Regions from separate parts of the Homo sapiens genome. Here regions 1, 3, 4, 5, 6 and 7 are each linked to region 2. The links are chromatin contacts, found by Hi-C or POLR2A ChIA-PET in ENCODE. All regions are on one chromosome and are shown on one strand. Each heading gives the region's core, a stretch centred on a gene start or an enhancer-like site at or near the end of the contact. The rest is flanking DNA. Distances are from core to core; before and after follow the strand shown. Region 1 holds the start of EZH2 (enhancer of zeste 2 polycomb repressive complex 2 subunit). Region 2 holds the start of KRABD3 (KRAB domain containing 3). Region 3 holds the start of ZNF775-AS1 (ZNF775 antisense RNA 1). Region 4 holds the start of ZNF398 (zinc finger protein 398). Region 5 holds the start of LINC00996 (long intergenic non-protein coding RNA 996). Region 6 holds the start of ACTR3C (actin related protein 3C). Region 7 overlaps LOC728743 (zinc finger domain-containing protein LOC728743).

What was found. Hi-C counts contacts between places; a loop is a spot of excess contacts on that map. ChIA-PET counts read pairs that join two places held with the same protein, here RNA polymerase II (POLR2A). Pooled maps may share reads with other maps.
Region 1: a loop to region 2 is called in a map of gastrocnemius medialis, with 6 times the contacts of the local background. The contact joins the promoter of EZH2 here to the promoter of KRABD3 in region 2. A Hi-C loop is called at or near these places in 1 of 168 maps with a recorded cell type or tissue (gastrocnemius medialis), 1 of 37 single-sample maps with no recorded cell type and 7 of 50 pooled maps. POLR2A ChIA-PET finds 5 or more read pairs at or near these places in 1 of 52 experiments (PC-9).
Region 3: a map of CD4-positive, alpha-beta T cell shows a loop between it and region 2 (5-fold over the local background). The contact joins the promoter of ZNF775-AS1 here to the promoter of KRABD3 in region 2. A Hi-C loop is called at or near these places in 5 of 168 maps with a recorded cell type or tissue (CD4-positive, alpha-beta T cell, K562, ascending aorta and 2 more) and 16 of 50 pooled maps. POLR2A ChIA-PET finds 5 or more read pairs at or near these places in 1 of 52 experiments (OCI-LY7).
Region 4: a map of B cell shows a loop between it and region 2 (5-fold over the local background). The contact joins the promoter of ZNF398 here to the promoter of KRABD3 in region 2. A Hi-C loop is called at or near these places in 3 of 168 maps with a recorded cell type or tissue (B cell, CD4-positive, alpha-beta T cell and ovary), 2 of 37 single-sample maps with no recorded cell type and 10 of 50 pooled maps. POLR2A ChIA-PET finds 5 or more read pairs at or near these places in 1 of 52 experiments (WTC11).
Region 5: a pooled map shows a loop between it and region 2 (7-fold over the local background). The contact joins the promoter of LINC00996 here to the promoter of KRABD3 in region 2. A Hi-C loop is called at or near these places in 2 of 37 single-sample maps with no recorded cell type and 2 of 50 pooled maps.
Region 6: a map with no recorded cell type shows a loop between it and region 2 (10-fold over the local background). The contact joins the promoter of ACTR3C here to the promoter of KRABD3 in region 2. A Hi-C loop is called at or near these places in 1 of 37 single-sample maps with no recorded cell type and 6 of 50 pooled maps. POLR2A ChIA-PET finds 5 or more read pairs at or near these places in 1 of 52 experiments (IMR-90).
Region 7: a loop to region 2 is called in a pooled map, with 4 times the contacts of the local background. The contact joins the enhancer-like site here to the promoter of KRABD3 in region 2. A Hi-C loop is called at or near these places in 1 of 168 maps with a recorded cell type or tissue (ovary), 1 of 37 single-sample maps with no recorded cell type and 15 of 50 pooled maps. POLR2A ChIA-PET finds 5 or more read pairs at or near these places in 1 of 52 experiments (OCI-LY7).

The regions. Positions count from the first base shown.
Region 1 is chr7:148,882,846-148,885,545 of GRCh38, reverse strand. It overlaps EZH2 (enhancer of zeste 2 polycomb repressive complex 2 subunit), which reads left to right and starts at 1,255. Exons shown (of 20, transcript NM_004456.5): 1 at 1,255-1,382. LOC124901767 (a long non-coding RNA gene) reads right to left here and starts at 357. Exons shown (of 2, transcript XR_007060579.1): 1 at 63-357. RefSeq lists silencers at 622-851, 972-1,341, 1,502-2,091 and an enhancer at 1,310-2,001.
Region 2 is chr7:149,713,641-149,716,340 of GRCh38, reverse strand. It overlaps KRABD3 (KRAB domain containing 3), which reads right to left and starts at 1,390. Exons shown (of 17, transcript NM_001290187.2): 1 at 1,275-1,390. The coding sequence starts at 1,286. RefSeq lists enhancers at 468-1,100, 1,738-2,237 and silencers at 1,303-1,742, 2,569-2,700.
Region 3 is chr7:150,382,564-150,385,263 of GRCh38, reverse strand. ZNF775-AS1 (ZNF775 antisense RNA 1) reads left to right here and starts at 1,273. Exons shown (of 2, transcript NR_183445.1): 1 at 1,273-1,463. All of the region lies in intron 1 of ZNF775 (zinc finger protein 775), which reads right to left. RefSeq lists enhancers at 552-1,507, 2,464-2,700.
Region 4 is chr7:149,146,066-149,148,765 of GRCh38, reverse strand. It overlaps ZNF398 (zinc finger protein 398), which reads right to left and starts at 1,313. Exons shown (of 6, transcript NM_170686.3): 1 at 1,000-1,313. The coding sequence starts at 1,023. LOC107986856 (a long non-coding RNA gene) reads left to right here and starts at 1,405. Exons shown (of 2, transcript XR_007060581.1): 1 at 1,405-1,783; 2 at 2,414-2,700. RefSeq lists silencers at 399-448, 589-738, 1,033-1,204, 869-1,508 and enhancers at 814-1,387, 1,819-1,868, 1,962-2,535, 2,536-2,700.
Region 5 is chr7:150,432,388-150,435,087 of GRCh38, reverse strand. LINC00996 (long intergenic non-protein coding RNA 996) reads right to left here and starts at 1,434. Exons shown (of 4, transcript NR_034033.1): 1 at 1,259-1,434. RefSeq lists an enhancer at 1,194-1,293.
Region 6 is chr7:150,322,241-150,324,940 of GRCh38, reverse strand. ACTR3C (actin related protein 3C) reads left to right here and starts at 1,396. Exons shown (of 8, transcript NM_001164458.2): 1 at 1,396-1,472. It overlaps LRRC61 (leucine rich repeat containing 61), which reads right to left and starts at 1,586. Exons shown (of 3, transcript NM_001142928.2): 1 at 1,381-1,586. RefSeq lists enhancers at 757-826, 2,147-2,206, 2,257-2,366 and a silencer at 1,217-1,536.
Region 7 is chr7:150,408,506-150,411,207 of GRCh38, reverse strand. It overlaps LOC728743 (zinc finger domain-containing protein LOC728743), which reads right to left. Exons shown (of 3, transcript NM_001395976.1): 3 at 1-1,048. Among named protein-coding and RNA genes, the nearest start is that of LINC00996, 24 kb to the left of the region's middle. Within about 2 kb of position 1,452, at least 2 of the 41 ENCODE cell types and tissues checked have a DNase peak (open chromatin) inside an H3K27ac peak, as active enhancers do.

The sequences.
Region 1 (2,700 bases), core at 6-2,505, 830 kb after region 2:
CGGCCTCCCAAAGTGCTGGGATTACAGGCGTGAGCCACCGCGCCTTGCAAATATCCTCACACTTTGCAGAGGCGGCAAGTGAACAGTGCTCATCTTGATAAAGGATTTTTAACACTGACACGTGCTTAGAACTACGAACAGTGGAAGGGTCTGAAATGGCAGCAATGTCGCCCTTTCACAGGTTTCTAGGGCGATAAGCACTGCAAGCTCGGCCAGCCAAAGTCCAGCGGTGGGGGAAAAAACGGCCAAGGCAGCAGCAGACATAATCAAACAGGGCCCGGGTCGGCGGCGGTGGCTCACGCCTGTAATCCCAGCACTTTGGGAGGCCGAGGCGGGCGGATCACCAGAAGTCGGGAGTTCGAGACCAGCCTGACCAAGACCCGTCTCTACTAAAAATAGAAAATTAGCCGGGCGTGGTGGCGCATGCCTGTAATCCAGCTACTCGGGAGGCTGAGGCATGAGAATCGCTTGAACCCGGAAGGCGGAGGTTGCGGTGAGTCGAGATCGCGCCATTGCACTCCAGCCTGGACAACCAGAGCGAAACTCCGTCTCAGGAGAAAAAAAAAAAAGTAGTAACGGGTCCGGCGGCAGCGCGCGGGCCGGGCGAGCGTCTCCCGGCAAACGCGGCGCCACAGCTGAGCCGACCTCCGGGGCCCGCGCCCTCCCCTCCCCGGGCACCACTAGGAGCGGCCAGCCCGGGCCTCGGCTCCGCGCGCGGGGAAACGAGCGCGGCGGTTAAAACCGTTACCACCCCCGAGTTTTGAACTGGTTCAAACTTGGCTTCCAGCACCCGCCCCGCCCCTCCCCCGCCCGGGAACTCTGCGGCGCCGGTTCCCGCCAAGAGCCGCCGGCGCTTCGTCCCGCCCTTCGGCCGGTTCCCGCCACCTATCCTCCCCGCCTCCCGTCCGCGGCGGGCTCCGGGCCCCCGCGATGTCTCCCGGTCCCCGCGTGCCTGCACACCGCCTTCCTGAGAGGCGCCGTGTGTTCAGCGAAAGAACAAAGAGACGGCGGCGGCGCTTCCACACGGCCAGTGGCGTCCCTTACAGCGAACCCCGCCGCCGCCCGCGCGCGCACGCGCTGCCAGTGCCCGCCCGCCCACGAGCCCTGAGCGCACTCTGCGTGGGGCTGGCTCGGCGCCTCCGAGCCCGGCGGGCCCTGTGATTGGACGGGCGCCCGCCTCGCGTCCCGCCAATCGGGGCGGCGCTTGATTGGGCTGGGGGGGCCAAATAAAAGCGATGGCGATTGGGCTGCCGCGTTTGGCGCTCGGTCCGGTCGCGTCCGACACCCGGTGGGACTCAGAAGGCAGTGGAGCCCCGGCGGCGGCGGCGGCGGCGCGCGGGGGCGACGCGCGGGAACAACGCGAGTCGGCGCGCGGGACGAAGGTAACGCGCCGCTGCGGGCGGCCCGGCCGGCGGGGCTCCGGGAGTGCGAACCGGGCGGCGGCGGCGGCGCCAGGACCTCCCCGCCACTGCTGTGCCGGTCCCGGGTATCGCCGAGCGGGGCTCACCGGGGCGCCGCGTTTGTAGGCGTGCGGGGGGTGGAGGGTGAGGGGAGAGCCCCCCTCCCCGGAAGGAGCTGTGAGCTTCGGGCTGGCCCGCGGGACCCTGCGAGTGAGGCAGCGCACACCCCTGGAGCTGCGGGGCGGGGGGCGTGTGGGGGGCTCCTTTCCCGGTGCTTGTCCTGGCCGGGGCGCCGGGGCCGGGGTCGGGGCGTTCCGGTGCCCGGTCCAGGGTGGCAGCTCGAGCCTCAAGTCTCCTTTGTGTGGCGCGGCCGCGGCGGGAGCGCCCGGGTGGGACGGGACAGACACAAGTTGGTGGGACCCAGCCGCCGAGTCCGCACTCAGACAAAGGACGGACTGTGTCTCCGGAGGGCTCGGCGCGAGGGGAAGGGGCATGACACCCGGGCCCGCCGGCGGGCGGGAGAGGGGCGTGGGGAGGCGCGGGCCGCTGCCGGGGTGGGCAGGGCTCGGCCCTCGCCTCGCGCACGCCCCCGGTCCCGGGCGCGCCGACCCCGGGCTGGGGCCGCGGCGCTCGCGGGACGACGTTCGCGGCGGGGAACTCGGAGTAGCTTCGCCTCTGACGTTTCCCCACGACGCACCCCGAAATCCCCCTGAGCTCCGGCGGTCGCGGGCTGCCCTCGCCGCCTGGTCTGGCTTTATGCTAAGTTTGAGGGAAGAGTCGAGCTGCTCTGCTCTCTATTGATTGTGTTTCTGGAGGGCGTCCTGTTGAATTCCCACTTCATTGTGTACATCCCCTTCCGTTCCCCCCAAAAATCTGTGCCACAGGGTTACTTTTTGAAAGCGGGAGGAATCGAGAAGCACGATCTTTTGGAAAACTTGGTGAACGCCTAGTGAGTTGCCACTTTCTAAAGAATCGTAATCCTTAAACATTACAAGCTGTTTTGGCCAACTTGTGTGATACATCTGAGAATGGCGACAGGTGCTAACGAAATCAACTGTCATTCAGCCAGATTATTCCCCAAATCCCGACGGGTTGAATGAGGATGAGGTGGTAGAAGTAGGTGATCAAAATAGAATGGCTATGACAAATGTGTGTTTAGATTATACGGTTAGCAGTTTCTTATTAATTGGTCTCGTTTTCTGTGAACAATAGCTTTGGTGATTCAGAAAAGACTGCATGGAGAAATGTTTGTTGCCTAAGAAATTTAACGTGTGCTGTCCACAGTTAAACTTCCTTTATC
Region 2 (2,700 bases), core at 141-2,640:
GGACTCTTGTAACTGGGCAGCCTCCTAGCTCATAGCTGCACACTGGTCCTCCTAACATCACCCTTCCACCGTGTCACTAGCCCAGCACAAAAACTGCAGCTTCAGTGCCTGCTGGACCTGCCCCTCTCTCACAGTCCTTCCCAACCTAGACCTGCTCTCCCAGTGGGCCTCAGGCTCGGGCTCCCTGATCAGACCCTGCCACAGGACCTCTCAACCTGGAGGCTGTGCTCACATTGCCCTGGGCTTCTGGGAACCCTCCCTGCTCCTCTCCACCTTACAGTGACCTACCACTCCCCAAGGTCACTCCTGGCCACCTTCTCCATGAAGCTACGTAGTGTGAGGATATTCCCCTCATCAGATCTGAAAGGTCAATGGCCCAAACTCCTCACTTTACAGAACAGGAAACTGTGGTATGAGGAGGCCTTAGGATGGGGCCATGGGCATGTCTGAACCAGGGTGTCCCTAGGCTACTTAACTGTGCAGCCAGACCTGAAAAGGACACTTGACTGTCCCTGCCCAACAACATCCAATTTGCCTAGCCTCTCCCTTCTCCCCAAATGCTTGGGGGCACTAATGACGCCAAGGGCCTGGCACAGTGTTTGCTCTGCCTAGTCACACGCTGCCCCCCATCCATGGCTGCCTCGGACTGGCCAAAGCTCAGGAGCCACCACGGTTGCAGAACTGGCTCCAGGTGCCCATCCAGAAGAACGTGGAGCAGTTGCTGGTATCAGCACCAGATACCTGATACCTCACTGATATCAGCACCAGAGTTTCCCAGCATCGTCACAGCCCACACACAACCTAGCCCAAACGGTGCCCAGGCTGTCACGGCCTGGGGCTCTCCCTCCAGTTCTCAGATCTAAACGCCTTACCTGCAGGCTTCCCAAGACAAAACTTGGGGTTTGTTCTATCTTTGTTTCTCCCCATTTCCACGTCCCCAGCCCCCGGGATCCAGGATTCCACCAAGAACAGAAGTATGAGATTTACTCACTGCCTCCGAGGCCTTCATGCCCACTCTACCAGGATAACTTGTAACGAAACAAGCCACGCCAAGGGGGTTTCCCCAGGTGGAGACTGGGCCGTGGGTACCGGCGGCGGAGAGCTGGAGAGAGGTTGTCCGAGGACCTGAACTTCCCGGCACGAACCCCTGAGCATCAGGCCTGCCCAGCCTCACCCAGCCGATCCCGAAGTTGCGGGGGGGTCCCAGCTCTTTCTCGCCCTACCGCCTTCGGGGCCGCACTGCGCCGAGGGGTCCGCGCGTCCGCCTGCCTTACCTGGCGCGCCATCCCCGGGCTCAGCCTCCCCGCCACTCCTCGGTTTCCGGCGCGGGCCCTGGCGCGGGCGCACGCGACCCTCGTCGGCGGCGGCCCAGGTCCGCGCAGGAGAAGGCGGGGCCGGGGGCCTGGGCCGAGGGGGAGGGGCGGGGGTGGGCGCGCCCGGGCCCGCCCCCGGCCTCGTTGAGCCCGCCCCGAGCGCCTCGCATCCCTTGGTGGGTGGTGCCGTTTCCGCCCGGAGCCCCCGGCTTCGGCGGCCCGGCCGGCCGGCGCAGACGCGGACTACACTTCCCAGAAGGCGCCGCGGCGCCGGCTCGGAAGCGGGGGGCGGAGACAGGGCGGGGCGGACCTGGCTCGGGCCTCGTCCCCGCCCCCTCCCCTCGTCCCCGCCCCCAGCTGCGGGTAGAGGTTGCGCGCCGAGACCAGCCGGGGCGGCTGTGGGCGTGCAAGCCCGCGGGTACGCGCCGCTTATCACTCATTCATTCCCGCAGCCACCACTCAGCGCGTCCCATGTGCCAGGGGCTGATGGTGGGGATGAAGAGGGACCCATCTTTCCCAGAGGCCGCGGTCGGGGAAACCCGACCTGGAGTGAAAGGGGTCGAGGGTCCGGCCGGGCGTGGGTGGGACAGAGCAGCTGCCAGGCCCCCGTACATCCTCACGTCTTTCGCCCGCGCCCCCGCTCGCCGCAGCCATGACCTACCTTCGTGTCACATTTTGCGTGCCTGTTTGCTGGGGTGGTAACCCCAGTTGTTCCTGGCACATAGTAGGCCTCAAATAAACGTGTGATGCGGGAAGGAAGCGCGGCCCACTCTCCTCTGCCTCCCCCTGCGCTTCACGAGTTCGAAGGCCTGGTCTGGGCGGGCGCTGCGAGAGCGCTCCGGGGGTGCGGGCGAGGCGCAGCGAGCCTGGTTTTCCTGTCTGGAGAAGGACCCCGTCATTTTTATAGAAGGCTGCTGGAAGGGGGCCTGCGGGGCTAAGCCTGCTGTGCCAGACAGAAGCTTGGAGGGGAAGGGGAGGCTGTGGTCCCACGCAGAGGAGACTCTGCTCTGAGTTTGGAAGCCCCGTCCAGACCTTGCGGCCCAGACAGCGCTCTGCCTGGGCAATATCGGAGGGAAGGAAAGGGAATTCCTCGCCCAGTCGCCCGGGGCTGGCCCTTGCAGCCGCGCCGGCCATGATCACGGACTCGGGTACGATGCCGACAACCCCTCGTCCCGGCCTCCGAGGAAAGGCGCACGCCCACTCGGGCAAAGCCCCCTCGGTCATACCCGAGACACCTTAGACACAGGACCGGCGTGTGCGCAGCCTGCTGAACAAGGATTTGAAGATATCACAAGGCCCCACCTCGCGGAAAGGGAAAACTTAAAAGTCCAACTTTTCAAGAGCCCTACAGGCCACAGCCCTCAGGGTAAGTCGCCTCCTGGGCTTT
Region 3 (2,700 bases), core at 24-2,523, 670 kb before region 2:
CAACAGGGGCCTGTACGCATGCCTACCATGGTTTCTTACAGAACCTGCTTGTGGTGCAGAGAAAAGGCGAGCAGTGGGGAAGGGGGCGGGAGGAGCCCCTGGTGGGGCTCTGATGGGTGCTGGGGGCTCCTCCCTCCCTCGCCACCCTCCTCCCTTGGGGCCACTCTGTGAGCTTCTGCATGCCACATCTTGGGAAACCTCTCACCAACTGGACTTAACATCCACCTGAAGAGGCGCAGAGGGGCTAGTGGACAGAGAAGCCACCTTGGTAAGGGGAACTCAGACCGAGGAGGGCAGAGCCCAGGCCACAAATTCAGGAGGACAGAAGGATGGGCCTGGGTCTCCACAGAGCGAGACCCCCAAGGCAAATCAAAGACAGTCCTACTTCACCCACCCTGCCTCCCAAGAGGTATTAGGACCTAACAGCCACTCCAGGTAGTAGCAGGCCTTCCACTGTCCGGGACCTCCCAGAGCAGCTCCTCCCTCAAGCCTCGGTGCCTCTGTCTCGGGCCATACCAGGGCTCGAGGGGAAGCAGCCTGTGGCTTACGTAAGAACAGAAATGGAGACAGAAGGAAGAGGACCCAAGAGGAAGAAGTGAGAAATTCAAAGGGGGAAACACAGAGGACAGGAATGAGGGGAGGCCAAGTCTTTGGGGACCCGCCTCTACCTGTGTGCTCAGGTGGGCTATGTCTGGGAAATGGCACAGCAGGTGTCCTACAGACAAAATCCAGGAAAGCCCTCCATGTGTCATGTTCCAGGCTGGCCAGACACACACGTCCCCACCCTAAGCTTCTCTCCTATTCTGCCTTTCACTCTGCTCTGTGCATGGCGGGCCCCTCCTAACCTACCATCCTGACATGTCCTCAGCCACCTGGAGACACCCAGGAGCCAGGTGAGCAGGCTGCCCAGCAAAGCGCCCCGGCTGGAAGACAGGCATCAAGGGCCAGATGCGCCATCTCCCACCAGTGCCCACACCAAGTCTTGGAAGGCCGCTTTGTCTATCGCACAAGGGCCCCCGGGCCCCTACCGGACCACCTTTCCTCTCTGCTGCCCCTCGGGCTCTGAGGGGAGCAGGACACACAGGGGCCCCCTTCCCACGCCTGGCCCTGGCCCGGCCCTCCGCGCACCGGGTCAGGCTGCAGTTCAGTTAAGAGCCTCACAGTGGGCAGGCCTCAGCCTGGGCCCAGCTGCCATGACAACTGAAGACCAACCACACAAAGAGGGGATTGAGCTAGCAGCAGGTGGAGAGGCCCGGGGCAGGGGGAGGCAACAAAGGAGCTTTGGTTGTGGCAGAGACTTGGGGGTGGGGCGGCCAGACAGCAGCTGGGGGAGGAGAAAGGCCACAGGCCAGAAAGAGGCAAGGTCCTCCCCATCGCCGCCCCTGGAACCTCCCACCAGCCCAGCACAGCTCTCACAGCCTCAGCGCCCCAGGTCGGGCAGTCAGAAGCAGACCATGCCACAGGTATCATCTGCTGCTAGTGGAGCGGGAGCAGGATCCGCCACTAGGCGCTAAGGCTTTTGGGGGTGGGGGCAGCTCCCCAAACCCCAGCCAAAGGCCCAGTATCAGGCCCTTCTCAGCCCTGAGGTCCCAGCAGGTCCTCACTTGCTGGGCACAGCTCAGCTGGTCTTCCATAGGAGACCCCCACAGAAACTGGCCTCTCCAGTCCCAGCCCATGCCCAGCCAATGCCTCCCTGCCATGCTGCCCCTTTCTATAGCCTCATCCTTCTCAACTCCACCGGGTCCCCAGCGCCTCCCTGCCCTCCTGCAGCCCATACCTGACTGCTATGTCCTCACCCAGTCCTCTCTCCCTGTGAGACCCCTCACTCAGGTTAGCCCCAGGGAGCGGGGGCTTGCTCCCACACCTGCGCGTCCCTCATATGCAGAAGGTGTGTAATGTGTATTGAATGAATGAACGGATGAGTGAATGAAACAATGGAGGACCCAAGAGGTGGCTCCTCAGGCTCCAGTCTTCTGTCACTATTAAGAAATCCCTCAGGACCAGGCAATGGTATTCTCTGCCTCTGATTTCAGTTAATAGCAGATGTTTTTAATTTAAATATATGATCATAGGGACATAAGAAACTGATGTAAATGCTAAACCACACACAAACACACCCAGATACAATCATATCTAAATACAGCTAAGTAAACAAAAGTTCAAAGACACAAAACTACGTGAGAACACCTGCAAAACTGTCTATGCAAATACAGAGAATGTGAGATATTTTTTAAAACTCACAGACACACCTACAGATCCACAGACACACAAACGTGCCACTGTGAACCAGGGCAGCACGAATCACTGCACAGCACACTTAGGAACACAGAACTGCAAAGCCACCCATGACACAAGTATCCTTGTACACCCATGGCCATCCCATCAGGGTCACTTGCTCCGAGGAAAAGAACTCAGAGAGGTAGAAACAGAAGCAACATACCCTCATCGAGCCAGGAGGCCGGGGCCATAAGTCACCGTTGGATGACCTGCGCTGGGGTGGGATAAGTCAGCAGGAGCTGCAGCTGGCTGGAGAGACGTTACAGCAAGACAGAAAGCCCTAGAGACAATGAGCCTGTGTCCGGCAAGCCTGGTGCAGCCTAAGATCCTCAGGGCCTGGCCTGTGGGCTCTGGCCCAAGGGGATGCAGCGGGCCCTCTCCCCTTCAGCCATCTTTGGGTGACCCTCAGCCGCCACCTGGCTG
Region 4 (2,700 bases), core at 64-2,563, 570 kb after region 2:
CCTGGGGGCCGCGGGTTGGACAAGCTTGATTTAGAGTTTTGTATGCGGCTTCCCTTATATTTCTATTAGCCAGGACTGGCACAACACAGGATCATCGCTACCATCCCACCTATACACAAAAAAAAAGGTTGGAAAAAAGAAAAACAGGTCCAAGAGTGGAGGTGGCACTTCCCTCTGCTCTACCCCCTACCCATCGCTGCTCTTCCTCCTTTTCCCAGTCACCCCTCATGTGCCAGGGTGGCTCCTGACCCAGTACAATTGCTCTCCTAGAGGTGACCAAAGACCTCTTGGGTGGCAAATGCGATCAGTGCTTTCCCCGCGGCCTGACCGTCCCCTTCTCATTCTACGGGGCTGCGTGCAGGCGCGGCCCGGTCGCCTCGGTCGCCCTGGCAACTGGCCGCTGCCGGCCCCCGCAGGCCTTGGCAAACACCCGCGAATGAACCGCCACGCACGCGAGGCCACTCCAGCCTCCGGGTCCGCACCATTCATTCGGCAGCTATTTCGGGAGGGCCTCCCGCGTGTCCCGAGTCCGGTGCCGGGAGCCCAGGCGTCACGCAGCGCGGCGGGAATGCGCCTCCGCACACTTAAATGCCGCCCGCGCCACCGCTCAGATTGCTGGTGACGAACGCTCCCGCGGCCGCGAGAATGGCTGACGGCTCCCCAGCCCAACCCCGCTGCGCGTCTGGCGGGCAGGCGTGGGGCTGACACGCAGCAGGCACCCCCTCGACTTCAACCCAACTGCAGGGCCCCGGGTCTCATAGCTGCCTGCGAGTGCCCCTCAGACCTGCGGCCCAGCCTGGTGTCCCCGGGTGGGCGGTTTCACACCCACCCGCTAAGTCCCCTCACGCGAGGCTGCAGCCGCCAAGCACGGGCGACAGGCGACGTGGCCGGCGGGACCCGAGAACGGCGCCTATGCCTGGCAGCTCCCTGCCCGCCCGCCTTCCTCCCTCGGGGTCTGGGTCTCGGGGGCTCACAACACTCGCGCGCGGCCGCCCTTACCGGGGCCGGGGCCGCCTCAGCCATGGCCCTGCGCTGTCTAGCCCGGGCCTCGGAAGTCGCCGCCGCTGCCGCCGCTGCCACCGCGCCCGGCTCCAAGCAGGCCCGGCCGCCGGGTCCTCTCCACAGGCGGCGCCGACCCGGCCCTGCCTTCCCCGCACGGACGGGACTCACGCGGCCGTCGGGGCTCGGGACGCGCAGGAACGCGGCGGAGGCGCGGTGCAGCAGGCGGCGGATCAAGCTGGGGTCGCGAGGCCGACTCCGCCGCACTCCACCCGCAGCGGCCCCTCAGCTGGCGCTTTGTGGGCAGCGAGTGCACCGGGAACCGCGCGGGCCTAGACGCGCCGCAGGCTCGCGCTGCCCAGCCACCGCGGCCAGCGCGCCCCCTGCCGGCCCCTGCGGCCAGCGCCCCCCGCGTCGCCTCCGCCCCTCCCCCCCAGCTCTTGGGCTTCGGTGTGGGGAGGGTTGTTATTTGGGGCCCACGTGTGTTCCGCTTTCTCACATTCCCACGAGAAGGTTCAGCTCACCGCAGTTTAGGACCCAGCCGCAAAGCCGGGCTCATTCTGGGGAGTGATTTTCTTCACGGAGGCTCGATACGCAGGCGCCGTCTGCAGGCAACAGCTTCTGCTGAAGGGCAGCCGTATTTAGAACAGCGGAAATGTGCAGGGTGAGAGTAAGGGGGACACGGCTGAAGGGAGCCTATGGGTGGAATGAGTGACGGAGAGGCACAATTTTGGAATGAAGAAGATATAGATCATTTGCGGAAATTACAAATGTGGTTGCCAAGGTGAGGCGGTTCAGGTCCCACGCGGCCTGTGTTGGGATCAATAATATTTTAAGGTCTCCTTCACATCTCGGATTATTGACTCTCCGGGGCCTGGTCTGGAAATAGGATTCTTAATTTTTGTTTATTTATTTATTTAGAGACGGAGTCTCACTCCGTCGCCCAGGCTGGAGTGCAGTGGCGGGATCTCGGCTCACTGCAACCGCCTTCCGGGTTCAACCGATTCTCCTGCCTTTGCCTCCCAAGTAGCTGGGATTACAGGCATGTACCACCATGCCCAGCTAATTTTTTTTTTTTTAAGTGGAGACGGGGTTTCACCATGTTGGCCAGGCTGGTCTGAAACTCCTGACCTCAAATGATCCACCCGCCTTGGCCTCCCAAAGTGCTAGGATTACAAGCGTGAGCCATTGCGCCCGGCCTTATTTATTGATTTATTTAGAGACAGTCTCCCTCTGTCGTCCAGGCTGGAGTGCAAGTGGCACAAACAAGGCTCACTGCAGCCTTAAACTGCTGGGCTCAAACGATCCTTCCCCTCAGCCTGCCCGAGCATCTTGGACTACAGGCGCAGCTACCAAGCCCGGCTAATGTTTTATTTATTTGTATTTATTTATTTACTTATTTATTTTTCTGTAGAGACAGGGTCTCGCTATGTTGCCCAAGCTGGAGGAAGTGGAATTCCTGAGAGCAGCAGAGATCGAGCTTGGGGTTACGGTTTGCTGCGTCTGAGCAAAAGGACCTGCGAGAACAGGCCGAGCGCAGTGGCTCACGCCTGTAATTCCAGCACTTTGGGAGGCCGAGGCGGGCAGATCACCTGAGTTCCAGACCAGCCTGGCCAACATGGTGAAACCCCGTCTCTACTAAAAAATACAAAAATTAGCCGGGCGTGGTGTCGTGCACCTGATATTCCAGCTGCTCCGGAG
Region 5 (2,700 bases), core at 185-2,684, 720 kb before region 2:
AGTAAACTATGATCACGTTGCTGCACTCCAGCCTGGGCAACAAGGCAAGACCCCATTTCTAAAAAGAAAAGGAAAAAAAAGGACTATTACAAAGACTCTCTGAAGGCTGTGACACACATATGCCTGTAATAAGGACTATTTCCAAGGGCCTTCCCAACTGCAGCCTGCCACAGGAGTCACTGGACGGCCGGCCACATGTTGGAGCACTCTCACCTCACATGCCATCTCCACTAAGAATCTGACCTCAACTCCTGTGCCCAAGTAACCAATGTTCTCTTTGTTCAAAAACAACTCAACAACTCCTGTGCACTCCTCCTTTTGCCTTTATTTTTTTGAGACCAAGTTTCGCTCTTATTGCCGAGGCTAGAGTGCAATGGTACGATCTTGACTCATTGCAACCTCTGCCTCCCAAGTTCAAGCGATTCTCCTGCCTCAGCCTCCCAGGTAGCTGGGATTACAGGCATGTGCCATCATGCCCAGCTAATTTTGTATTTTCAGTAGAAATGGGGTTTCACCATGTTTATCATGCTGGTCTTGAACTCCGGACCTCAAGTGATCCACCCGACTCAGCCTCCCAAAGTGCTGGGATTATAGGCGTGAGTCACCACACCCAGTCTTCCTTGTGCCCTTAAAAGCTTCCCCTTGCCTCAGCCTCCTGGATGCGCCCATGGCTGCTGTGGCACGGGCACTCCGCATCACAATCATGCTGCTCATTTCCAAATAAATTCATCATCTTTGGAGAATCGCTTCTGTTTGTTATTTAGGTTGATAATTCTTCAAAAAAAAAAGTCTATGACTTCAGTGACAAAGAGGGAAGCTGGGAGGTCGGGAGGAAGGTGTGTTAGGAAGAATGTGTCTGACTCTGTGGTTAGTTGGGGTGGGGACCCTTCAGCCTCCTGAGTAGGAGCGGCAGGCCTGGGAACAGGGGAGTCTCCTTCCTAGGTCCTATTGCCTAGGCCCACATGATGCCTACCTGAGGCATATGCACAAAGAAAAAGTCCTTAAAATTTTGTTTTTCTCTAGAACAACCTACAGTCCTAGGGACAGACACACCATCCTCCTAAGTCCTATCACACCCTGGAAAATTGTAACAAAAAGGTGACAGTCTCCTTGGGGCATTGCCTGCAGCCTTAGCTAGGGGCCATCCTAGTTATCTCAATTACTCATCCAATTTGTGATCAGCCCTAAGTTCTGGCTCACTCTAGCTCTCTCCTTCGACTTCCTCATCTCCCAAATGGAAGTGACTACCCCGACCTACCAGGCTGTTGTGGGAACCGAACGATGTGGCAGAGAGTCCAGCTCAGCTTCCTACCGTTCCACGAGGGCCACTGAAAGGCCAGTCCTCTTCAGCCTGCAATGAGAGAGATTGAAAGTGGAAGCAGGTCTAAGCTCACAGAATCAGGAAGAAGGTAGAATGCTGAATACACTTCTTCCTCCAATCCCAAATGCTAGAACTGTGTTTCTATCGAAGTTTTGTCATCGACTTTTTAGAATCAGAAAAATGATTAAGAAACATGAGCTGAGATATGCAGGTTCCTTGAGCAAATAGGATTTTGTACAGCAGACACCTCCTGGTGTCTCATTTCCTGAGATCCCCAAAGTGAGAGATAAGAAAGCTGTGGCCGCAGCAGAGACTTGAAACAGTGACCAGAGACCAACTCTTCCACAGGAAGGTGTCTGCACAGAAGACTCACAGGGGCAGCTGACAAAGATCTGTCTATAGCCTGGTCCACAATAAAGATCAGGGGTTGGACAGGGTGAGACACCCAACACGGTGGCTGGAGCCACCCCCTGTAACTATCAACAAACTTGCAGCCCAAGGTCGAGCACAAATAAGTGGGCACAGAAAGACACTTCAGGACACGAGCTACAGAGAGGCAGCCACCTGGCCATCCTCCAGCTGCCTGAGGTTTGCAGATGCCCTTGATGCCACCCCCTATCCCTCCCAAGCACTCTCCTCTCCGTGCACACAGATGCTTAACAAGAGCACCTATGACTCTCCACAGACCAGAGCACCAGGGACACAGTGCCCCTGGGAGATGCTGCCACCAAGGCCAGATGGAAAGAACACCCCTGTGTTCTTGCTCCATGGTTGGCATCTGAGACGTACCTGCCAGGGTTCCCCAGCAGGATCAAGCTCAGTGGCCCAAAGTGGAAATGAACTTACCAGTCATCCTCCAGTGGCCTCCTCTCTTTCTCACTTTCCCACTCCCCCACCAGGGTTTCTCGGGATCCACTCTCAAATAAACTACTTGCCCTTGAATCCTTAATTCAGGGGGAGTCAAAACAAAGACGACCAATCAGAGACAAATATTAACCATAATGATGTCTATTACTCAGATAGGATTGAAATCAACTCAGAAGGGCAGGAATGTGTGAAATCTTCTCCCTTTCCCTTCTCTGCTGAGTAATTGACTCTCATGCCCTAGAGCCTTCTCTACCCCTCTGTAAGCACGTGGATTCAAAACTGAATGTCCAAGTTCAAACCCAACTCCCCACAACCCAACGTTCCCAAGTCATCTAGGGAAATTTGCTTCACCTCTTCAAGTCTCCATTTCTCCAATGTTAAGACAGGAGAGTCTCAGACAGTTCACAGCGACCAACCCACCCCTACTCGGCCACCACCCACATAACATCTTACTGGGAGATTTCTCCCATTGAGTTCAAGTTCATAGCTGGAGAATATGGAAACTGCACACT
Region 6 (2,700 bases), core at 147-2,646, 610 kb before region 2:
AAGTGAAGTTAGGGAAACCAAGAAAAGACTTTCCAAAAGCAGTGGTCAGCGGGGTCAAAGGTCCCTTCAGTGGGCGGTACAGCAGGAAGTGGGGGAGAAGCAGGAACCGGGAATGCTGGAGGTGGGGATGGGAGGGAAAAGGCTTGGCTCTGTCCCTAAACAGAGAGAAGGTGACCTGGGAAGAGCGGGGAGGCTAACTACACAGGGAAGAGAAGCTTCCTGGAGAAAGGGATCCAGGGCACAGGCGGTGGAAGGGATTGGCCTCAAGAGACCAGGAAGAACTCTCATTTTTCCTGACAGAGAAAGTAGGATGGGTCTGGTAGCAGGCAAGTCCTGGAGTGCTGTGCAGAAGGGAAGTGAGGCAGCTTATGCCTGAGAGCCAGGCATGTTGATTGCTCACGGGGAGCCGTACATCTGTAAAGGCAGCCAGCGGCTGGCTGAGTGATCTGGCTTAGCCTGGGCTGGGAAGCACCTCCGCACACTGGCTCAAGAAATTAGACCTATTCTTCTCGCTGCTCTCACCAAGCCTTTTCCCAAGTGCGTGCCCAGAAGGAAAGCGGCCACTCTTCTACTTCTCTTGTGCCTGCAAGAGAAGTAGAACCCCACCCTGGGCATTCCATGATTATGCCAGGCCTTTCTCACTCCGCCCAGTCCCTCTCCAGCCCCTCTGCTCTCAACTCCAGCACTGCAGGGGGACAGAGTGTCTACTCCACCCCCACCAGGCAGGGGATTTTAAGCACCTGCTGGGCCCTCAAGTCTCATCTTCCTCCACAACATCTGTGAGAAGATTGAAAGGTGGTGAGAGAAAGGGATAGGAGGAGATGAACGTGTGAAAGGAAAAGAGGAGAGCAAGCCATTGCATGTTTTGGGGTTTTGTCCCACACGCAAATTTGACTACTTATAAAGTCTAAGCAAGATGTTTTAAATAATAATCATGCATCATTAGGTTTCATACTGTGCAAAAAAAATGACACAAAGTGAGATCTGTTACAAACGACACGGCAGCACTCTGCTACTTTCTGGAAGCTTAGGGCTAACAATGGAGTCAGAGCATGGCATCCAGAGCCCGTCTCTGAGCACGGCCGTGATCCTGCTCCAGCACACGCCTCGGTTTCCTCGTCTACATTACGGGAATAGTAACAGCACCCGCCTCATGAGATTGTTAGTGTTAAACGAGTTAATTAATACCACAGTATTTCAGGGCAGTTCTCGGCACAGAGGGAGAGATGGGTAAGGGCTGGCTGTTCCGGAAGATTCTGGCCTCTCCCAGTGTGTTTCGGCGCGAGGGCACCGCTGGCCCAGCAGGTGGCCCCCCGGGGCCGGCACGGGCCCCGACAGCCGCCCCCTTCCCTGAACCTCGGCGGCCCAGTCCCCGCTTACCTGAGGGGTGGAGCCGGCAGCCTGCGGAGCCACTGGCCAAGCTGGGAAGTCCGGCGCAACTCCGCACCGCAGAGCCGGCGCCTCCTCGGCAGGTAAGAGCCGCAGCCCCGCCGCCCGCCGCCTGGCGGCCCCTGACCCCTGGGCCGCGTGCCCACCACCCAACTTGTTGGCCAGCGTGCTTCTCCCAGCGCCGCAGGCCTGAGCTCCCGGAACGCGCCCAGGGGGCCTGGCCAAAGGCCGTAGTGGGCGCTCTGGATTCCGGGATGCGCCAGGGGTTACTTCCGGAAGCGCAGCCTGCGGGGGTCTTCGCGCGCACCCCCCGCCTCGCAGTTGGTACGTTCCTCCTACCTGCGGTGCCTGAGTGCGCAGGCGTGGGCAGCGAGGCGGTGCGGCCGGAAGCGAAGGGGCCGTGAGGTCAACAGTCGGTAATCGTTTATCGGTGCGGCCTTAGAGAAAGGACCTCCAAGCCCTTGTTCAATACATGTTGGGTGGTGGTCACAGGTGCCAGTCTCCGGACGGATGGCGGCCTAGATTTCCTCCCGGACTCGGTGGCACCCAAGGCCCCCTGCACGCCGGCGCTGTGCGTGCCAGGCTGACCGCCCGAGTGCGACCCGGACCTCGTCCGCACGTGCAGATGGAAGGGGCCACAAAGACGATAAGGATCCAGGTCTCCCGCGTGGAAGGCTCATCTATCGGTCGGTTCAGGAAATCCACCCAGGGTGTCTCCTGGTGTTATCAGAAAGGGGTCCCGATCCAGGCCCTAAGAGAGGGTTCTTGGATCTCATGCAAGAAAGAATTCAGGGCAAGCCCATAGAGTAAAGTGAAAACAAGTTTATTAAGAAAGCAAAGAAGTAAAAGGATGGCTACTCCATAGGCAGAGCAGCTCCAGGGCTACTGGTTACCCATTTTTTGGTTATTTCTTGATTATATGCTAAACAAGGGTTGAATTATTCATGAGTTTCAGAGAAAGGGGTGGGCAGTTCCCGGAACTGAGGCTTCCTCCCCTTTTTAGACCATATAGAGTATTTCATGATGGTGTCATGGCGTCTGTAAACTGTCATGGTGCTTGCTGGTGGGAGTGTCTTTTAGCATGCTAATGCATTATAATTAGTGCATAATGAGCAGTGAGGACCACCAGAGGTCCCTCCCATTGCCATATTGGTTTTGGTGGCGTTTAGCCAGCTTCTTTACTGCAACCTGTTTTATCAGCAAGGTCTGTATGACCTGTATCTTGTGCCAACCTTCTGTCTCATCCTGTGACTTAGAATGCCTAACCTCCTATGAATGCAGCCTCATTTTACCCAGCCCTTATTCAAGATG
Region 7 (2,702 bases), core at 203-2,702, 690 kb before region 2:
ACTCAAGCTCCCACCAGCGTCCACAGCAGTCCAGCTTCCCCTGAGACCACACAGTGAAATCAGAGCCCAGGCCAGGAGCAAAGGGCTCCTTTGTGGAAGCCAGCGGCCAGTCAGGCAGAACAAGAAACAAAACCAGAAGAGAAAATCTAGCCCAAGGGACCTCTGCCAATGTCTGGGGAAGGGAAATGAGGCTCCAGAAACCTGACGCACCATTCGTTAGGTCTGGGAGAAGGGAATGACTAAAAAGGGCTCCTCGGAATTCTTTATTCCTGAACAAGGGAAGGAGGCTTGGCCAGGGGGAGGGAGGGGCACTACTTGTACAGTGGCCTTGACTCGGGGCTCAATGTGTGACAGGTAAGGAAAGGGCAGCAGGTGAAGTCCCCAGGGCTGAGGTTCTTAGCCTGGAGTCCAGGGATGGGTTTCATTCAGGGAGTCCAGTGGCTCCTGAAATTGCTTGGGGTTTTTGAGTCTACGTCAGTTATCTGTTTTCCTAGGGAAGGTCCGTAACCTTCATCAGATTTTCCAAGGGCTTCGTGTCTCCAAAGAGCTAAGAAGCACTGCTCAGAAAGGAAAATGAAGCCTGCAGGTTTCATTCACATCTGGAAGAAGGTTTTGCCTCTAGAACCAGGTCTGCCACCAACTTGCTGTGTTAGCTTAGACCAATCACTTCCTGTCTCTGAACTCTAGCCAAGTGGTGGACCAGGCGGGAGCAGAGAAGCCAGCTCTCCACACAGGCATCGTCCTACCACCAGTGGCAGAGAGTGGGGGCCTGTGGCCAGGCAGCCAGGATGAGGTCTGCCCCAGCTGTGATTCCCACCAGGCCTGGAGAGTTTGTCCACCAGAGCTTGGAATCTGCTTCCAATTCCAGGCTCCAACCAGTCACCTCCACTGGTCACCGCAGTGCACCTCTTGAGGCAGGTCTTCTTACTGGATGTGTCCTCATGCCCGGGTGCAGTGCCAGCCAGGCCTCCATGGAACTCCATTCCTGGTCTCCGTGTCCAGATGGGTTCTGCACCTATCGGGTCTTAAGATCCTGCCCACTCTGCAACTGTCGACAGAAACAAAGAGATCAGGATCAGGTGTGGAGCCGTGACATGGCCCTGCCCAGCCACCCCTCTGGGGCTAGGAGGGAGCGATCAGCTGGCCTACCCTGAATCTGTCCTAGGGTTTGAATGAATCCTCTTTGTCCCCTACCAAGCACTGCAAGGATTACGAATCCCATTTACAGATGAGACACCTTGGGTTCAGGGCATTTTGGTGACTGACTCCAGGTGTCCGAAGCCCCTGTTTAATTTCATCTTTGCCACCAATGCTAGTCTACAGCACCTGGGAGTGGTAGGCAGAGGACAGTCTCCGAGGAGCCATAGCCACATAGCACTGAGGATGGGCAGAGGGGGCAGTGGGGAGGGACGAGTCTCCAGCACCCAGCACAGGACTGAATGTGCAGGTCCCCTCGAAGCCCCAGCTCCCTTCCTCCCAAACCACTCCCAGGGATGCCATGTCCCCTTCAAACACCCGTACCACCCCTAACACCCCTGCCCCAGCTCCTATCACATGGCCCCAAATCCTCCCTGCTCCATCGTCCACTTTTTAAGCAGTGAAGCTAAAAGGTTCTGGGATTCAGAATCCAAAACAAAGCCCTGGCTTCCACCTGTTGTACCCCTAAGTACCAACTGTGGTGTAGGCAAGCTTGGCAAACCTGTTTCCTCATCTGCCAAAAGGCTGAAGAGGCCCGTGCCTCAGAGCGCCAGCTTGGAACCAGAGGTCCTGGAGCAGAGTCCTGGCTGCCCCCTTTCTCACTGCCAGACCTTGGCCAGGCCTCTTAGCTGGGGGCCTTATGTTCTCTTGCCCAGATGACCCAAGCCCCTCGAGGCTCCAGCTCTTCCCACATCAGTCTGTCCTCACAGTGCCTCTGATTCTCCTCCTAAAGCATAAGTCTGAGATCATAGCACTCATCTCATTAAAAATCTCAGTGTCCCCACCCCCTGACCACGAAGTCCTTTGTAGGGCAAACCTCCCCTTGGGACACCTGGAGACAGTCACTGAACTATCAGGACCCCCCCTCCCTTGAAAACACCCTTCTACACACTTGCTCTTCCTAGAACAATTTTATTTGTCCCCATGACCTGGTTCAAAGCCATCAAACTCCCCTGGGTGACGAAGAGAAACCAGTCACCCTCCTCGGTCTCACCCCAGAGCACTTTGTAGGTTGGCCCCGCGTCACACACCGAGTGTGAGCACCCCGTGTCAGGGCCTGCGGTCCTCATGTGTGTCTCTGGGAGAGCCCAGCCCGGCACAGTCAGTGGCACATGGTGTGGCAGAATCAACTAAGGCTCTGTGCACCAGTGACCTCACCCTCTCTCATCCAGTAGCTGCAATATATCCCAGCGAGGAAGAGTCCCTCATCTATATCCCCAACTTACAGATGAGTAAACTGAAACATGAAGTGAAATGACATCTCAAGGACAGCAGAGAGTGTGTACAGGAGCCAGGAGGCCTAGGGGCTGAGGTTGGGCGTGGGGTTTGTGGAAAGTGGCCTCTCCAAGTCTCTTTCAACTCTGACATTCTGGGGATGAAGATCCGGTAAGCAGCTCATCACAGAGAAACCTACAGCCCGGTACCCAGACCGCCCCACCTGCCATCAAGAATCAACACCACGCACTCCACCCCCACCACTCCCAGCCCTGAGAGGGGCTCTGGCC